Linked DNA regions of Homo sapiens: region 1 is linked to region 2. The links are chromatin contacts, found by Hi-C or POLR2A ChIA-PET in ENCODE. All regions are on one chromosome and are shown on one strand. The core of a region is the stretch at or near the end of the contact, and the rest is flanking DNA. Distances in the headings are between cores, read along the strand shown. Region 1 holds the start of LINC01711 (long intergenic non-protein coding RNA 1711). Region 2 overlaps APCDD1L-DT (APCDD1L divergent transcript).

The links. Hi-C counts contacts between places; a loop is a spot of excess contacts on that map. ChIA-PET counts read pairs that join two places held with the same protein, here RNA polymerase II (POLR2A). Pooled maps may share reads with other maps.
Region 1: a loop to region 2 is called in a map of breast epithelium, with 32 times the contacts of the local background. The contact joins the promoter of LINC01711 here to the enhancer-like site in region 2. A Hi-C loop is called at or near these places in 3 of 168 maps with a recorded cell type or tissue (GM12878, breast epithelium and sigmoid colon) and 2 of 50 pooled maps. POLR2A ChIA-PET finds 5 or more read pairs at or near these places in 5 of 52 experiments (AG04449, HEK293, PC-9 and 2 more).

Annotation. Positions count from the first base shown.
Region 1 is chr20:58,633,509-58,636,208 of GRCh38, forward strand. LINC01711 (long intergenic non-protein coding RNA 1711) reads left to right here and starts at 1,264. Exons shown (of 1, transcript NR_125359.1): 1 at 1,264-2,230. RefSeq lists enhancers at 1,268-1,397, 1,418-1,487.
Region 2 is chr20:58,595,806-58,598,505 of GRCh38, forward strand. All of the region lies in intron 6 of APCDD1L-DT (APCDD1L divergent transcript), which reads left to right. Among named protein-coding and RNA genes, the nearest start is that of LINC01711, 38 kb to the right of the region's middle. Within about 2 kb of position 1,273, at least 9 of the 41 ENCODE cell types and tissues checked have a DNase peak (open chromatin) inside an H3K27ac peak, as active enhancers do; they include sigmoid colon, where a contact is called at or near this core.

The DNA.
Region 1 (2,700 bases), core at 14-2,513, 38 kb after region 2:
CTTTGTGGAGGTGAGCCGCCATACCACAGAAAGCCTGGGCCTACTGTCATGGTCTCAACTGGCCGTCATCATCTGTGACTTTGCCTCTTAAGATTCTTTGTATTATGAGGGGTGGGTGTCTTCCCAAAGGCCTCTAATTCTCTCACCGCCACTGCTGTAATGACCTCCTAAAGGTCTCTAATACTCAGAATAGCAGAATAGGGTGACATGTGGGTGATTGCTCTGTGATGTCTTTTACACCATTGATCACCAGGATCCCTGTGGCACATCTGGCTAGTCAAGTGGGTGGCCCCTTACCTCCCAGAGCCATATCACAGAAAGCCCTTCCCAAGGAGGAGCAGCCCAGAGCTCTCTGTCAACCAGCATTCTGAAGCGCCACATGTGGTGATGGTTTAGCAGTGTCTGCTAGGAGCATGGGAGGGGAGGGTGGGGTTAGGTGTGCCATGCATTTGCCCTCCTTCCTAAAAGAACCTCCTTCCCCTCCCCAAAGCCCCATATACTTTCTAGGTCTTAACCCAGTGGCATATACATGATAGATGTTCAAAACATGTGCTGTTTGATCGATAGTGTATTCAGCAGTCATTTCGCAGCCTAGTGACTGCGAGCTCGACTCAGAGAGGGAGTGACAGTGACGGGGCAGAAGCACGTGGCTGCCAGATGGGCGATGGGAAATGTTCCGCACACAGAAGTCAACCATCCTGCCAATTTGGGAACACGAAGTCACTCGTTCGATGCCTGTCAAGTCCCTATGCTGTGCCTGCCACGGCCCTTGCTGCTACGGTACCACGAGCGTCCCCAGGAAGACACCTTGCTTGTCTCTAATTCCATGAACTTTTTGCAAGAAAATCTTGCTTGCCTTCCCCAGGGGTCAGGTCTTCAGAGGGGAGACTCCTGCCCTGGTGTGCCCGGCTCCTGCCCATCCAGCAGAGCAGGAAAAGGTGACTCGGGTTCCATTTGACAAACGTCTCTTCTGAAAGCTGCCCTTAGCAGGCAGGAGAAAAGCCCCCATTTACTGGGGCCTTGTCAGAGTTTCTAGAGCTTAAATTCTCTTCTTCAGAAAGGAAAAATATCTGCGGCCCCACATCCGCAGATGCATAAACGTGGGCGTGATTTATGAGTGCACGTGGTATCCAGCGCTTTCCCCCAGCTACTGTGAAATCGTTCCTCTTCTCTGACTGAGACGTCAACAGTATGGTCACTGTATATGTTTTCCCACTTTTTCCAGAGCCAAGAACCAGGAAAAAAAAATGAAAAATGAAAGTGTACAGGAAGTCAAGGTCAGGCCATACCCACCACAGTTCGGGCAGCCATAGAGGAGAGCTTTCTTAACGGTCCGCTGGGACCCAAGTGGGCCTCCCCTGGGACTGCGTGCTCCCCTACAGAACCTGATGGCTGGAAACACTCACACTACTGCCTGTCCCGGCATCTCTCCCTCCGCCGCAGGGGCTGATGCTGCCACAGGACACAGAGCAGCAGGCCCCAGAGGCTTCTCTGCACCTCTGCTGCCTTTCTGAGTAATCAGAGGAGGCCACACCCACTCCAGGACACCCACACGGGCCTTCTGGGCGATGACGCTCCTGGCCCAGGAGTGGGGGGCTGCCTCACACCTGCTGCTGTGGGGCAGAGTCTCTCCTGGGTCGGGGCCTCGCTGGCGGATCTGCTCCATGTCGTGTGATGTGCTGCAGCCCCGCGTCACCGAGAGCCTCTTATGGGCCACCAAGTCCACACAGCCACTGGCCATGGGGCACCCTGCAGGGCCTCTGGACACGGAGACCTGTGGTTCTCAGCCAGTGGTGATTTTGTGTCCAGGGAACACCTGGCCAAGTCTGGGTTCAATTTTGTTTGTCACAGTTTAAGGTTGGGGTGTCACTAGACATCCTACAGTGCACAGGACGGCCCCACAGCAGACCAGCCCGACTGTCAGCAGCACCGAGCCGGGAAAGCCTGGTCTGGAGCCGTTTCTCTCTAGGGTCCCTGCTAGGGAACCCCTCACTGCCATGGAGAACCCCTCTCCTCCTGTCTCTCAGGACTCTCCGAGGGTCAAGGATGGATGCCTCCCCATCGAGGGCCAAACAAACTGACAAATCGAGTGGGCAAACGGCTTACTCAAAGGCCAGGAGCAGCTACCCGATGACTGCTCCCTCGACCTCTCTCTTCTCACTTTCTTCCCTATTCCATCCTTTGATGGGTGGCCTGTTACACGTTTGGAAATAAAAACAAGTGGGAAAGAGTGCCATAAACATTCCTGGGAAAAAAGCAGGGCCGACTGGAGGTCCATTGTTGCTGAGAGACAAAAAAGATCAAAGGGGAAGAAAGAAAGGATGGAGGGAGGGGAAGAAGAGAGGGAGAAAAGGAAGGAAAGAAGGAGGAAAAGGAAGAAGTAAAGGAGGCAGGAAGGGAAAGAAGGAAGGAAGAGAGAGAGAGAGGGAGGGAGGGAGGGGGGAAGGAAGGAAGGGAAGGAAGGAAAGGAGGGAGGGAAGGAAGGGAAGCAGAGAGGGAGGGGAGGGAGGAAGGAAGGAGGGAGGGAGGGAAAAAGAAATGAAGGAAGGAAGGAGGGAGGGAGAGAGGGAGCACAGAGAGAGGGAGGGAAGAAGGAAGGAAGGAAGAAAAAGAGAGAGAGAAAGGGAGGGAGGGGGAAGGGAGGGAGGAGGAGAGGGAGGGAGGGAGGAAGGAAGGGAGGGAGGGAGGGAGCACAGAGAG
Region 2 (2,700 bases), core at 23-2,522:
GGGGCTGGCAGTGTGGATTTGGTACACACTAAAGAGTCAATGGGATCTCTGGCTCAGGAAACAGAGAGTCTGCTGCGGATGCTGGTACGGACTCGACAGAAATGCCTGGGCTCCAAAATAGCCAAGCACCTGGTAGAGAGAGGGTTGTGGAGGGAGGGGGTCTGGGGGGGTGGTTACAGGGAGAGATGAGGTTGACCAGTTGGCCAATGACCTGAGTCATTCATCCCAGAAGTCTGCCTGGACAAGGAGGATTTTGCATACTACCTTGAATGCCAACAGAAAGGAAGGGTGTCACCCCTACAGCCCAAGGACATACCCAAGAGAGACTCAAGCTGGAGGCTGTTGTTTTCACCCTGCTTCCATCAAATTTGTCTGTGGAATCGACTGCTCTTTTTCCCTTCTTCTAATTTTATAGAATGTATCTGGACACATGATCACCAGAAATAAAGAGCACACTTCCCAACCAGCCTTGCAGCTAGACGTGCTCACATGTAGATCTGGGCCAATGTGATATGAATGGAAGTGGTCTGAGCCATTTCCAAATCATGCTGTTGAAAGGGAAGAGGCAAGCCCATTCCTTGCCCCTTTATTCTTTCCCACTTGCTGGAATGCAGATGTAATGGTCGGAACTGGAGCAGCCATTTTGTATCTTGAATTGGAAGCCGTGTGCATGAGAAATGGAGAAATGAGGTAGAAGGGACCCGGGTCTCTGATGACGGTAGAGCTGCCCCACCGGCTCTGGACTGTGAACTTGGACCTTTATGGGAGAGAGAGAAATGGATTTCTGTGCTGTTTCAGCCATAATTTTTTTAGGACTCTCTGTTGTAGCAGCCAAACCTATAAAATGAGACACCCCCAAGGCACTCCACATAAACATACAACCGAAATGAAAACAGTAGGGTTGCTATGCAAGTAACGCTCCATAGCCTCTTCCTCTGGGAAGTTCCGGGGCTCCATTGCTAGTCTCTGTTTTCTCAGCCTGGTATGCAGACAGCTTTCTCTGACGAGGAGCCCTTCTCCATCTCGCCAGCTGCTGGCTTCCTCACCGCCTCTGAGTCTTCAATATACATTTCTGGATGGAGGAAGAATTGGAGGGAAGCGGGGGGGTGTGTGGCCAGCAAGGCCGATGGAGACTCCCGGTCCTCAGCAGCCCCCTGACCTTTGTCTTGGCCTCCCCCGACTGGTGGATGGGGGCAGCCTGCGAAGAGCCCAGGGTCAGCTGTGCCGAGGGCCGCTGGGAACAAAAGACTGTAAGGGATTGCAGATGGGCCTGCCACGATGTCAGAATAATAATTCATGTCCCCAGTTCATCTGGCCTCTGCCGGGCGGGGCTGCATTTCTCAGTGATCTCAGCCTTCCCCATCCCAGCCCGGTTCCCATAAGAATCACAGGAGTGCTGCCAATTAGAGGCCTGCCATCCGAGGCCCCTCTGAATGTAATCAGCCATAATAACTTAATAGCCTTAAGTTTGGGAGGCTTCTTTTGAAGCTCAGCGTCTTCACCCCCGGTAGCCCAACTAATCTGGAAAAGCGTCTGTCTTGCCCTTCCCACACCAATTATCTTGTCGGTCCTGCTCTCCAGCACTCGGGAACCCGTCTCAGAGGGGCTGCCTCACTGTTTAACTGACAGGCACGGGGCATACTTCAGGCTCCCCAGCTCTCATTCCAGCCAGCATCCCAGCACAGATTCCTGAGAGAAAACGAAGTGCAAAATGCAAAAGGCTTGGCTTGAGCCACGTACAATCACACACGCCAAGAGCAATCAGAGAAAGTACCCACTGGGTGCCAAGGATCGTTTGAAAAGGAGAAGATCCATAGTCAGGGAGAGCATTTAATATGCAATACTTCATGTTGGATTAAGTGTACCACGCAGCTGAAAAAGGAGGCTATAGCTACAAAACAAATGTTCAGATGTCTTCATGGGTGACCTCCAAGTTTCCACCGGCTCCTAATCCCTCTGTCATAATTCAAGCTCGTTGGCCTGGAGTTGACGACTTGGCGGGTGGAATTCCAGGATCTATCAGCGGCTCTCTAAGGCTGCCAGTGCTTCCCTCTGTGGAGCCCAGCACACTGATATGTTTCTTTCGCAGGATGGAAGCCCATGTTTCCATTTGTCCAGGCAGAAAACCACCTCTGAGCTCATCTTCCCAAGAGCTCAATCCATGCAGGAAGGGGATCGGGGAGGGAAGCAGGAGGGTCTGTCACAGGGCAAATGCTATGAACGCCTCTACTTCGGAAAGAACGTATCCTTGGGGAACCCAGGGCAGGGATCTTTTGAGTGATTTTGTCAGAACCAGCCTTTAGCAGTGGACTATCCATCCATCGATCTATCAGCCCACCTACTCATCTCTCCATTCTTTCCTTCATTCATTCATTCATTCAACATTCAACAACCTATCTACCCTCACCCATGCTGCAATCTTAATAGATTATTCAGAGGCATCGAAAACTTATCATATCCTAAATAAAACTTTTGGTTTTCTCCCAGCATGGTAGGCAGCCTCTAAACTGGCTCCCAGCCATGCTGGTAAGTCACGTCCTTGTGCAGTCTCCGCCCCTCCAGTGTGGGCTGGGCCTATTGACTTCCACCCACCCCAGTAGGAGATGGCGAAAATGATGGGAGGCCAGTCCTGAGATTAGGTTGCAGCAAACTCTGACTTCTATTTTGCTCCTTCTCTGGCCCTTCTCATGTACTCACTCT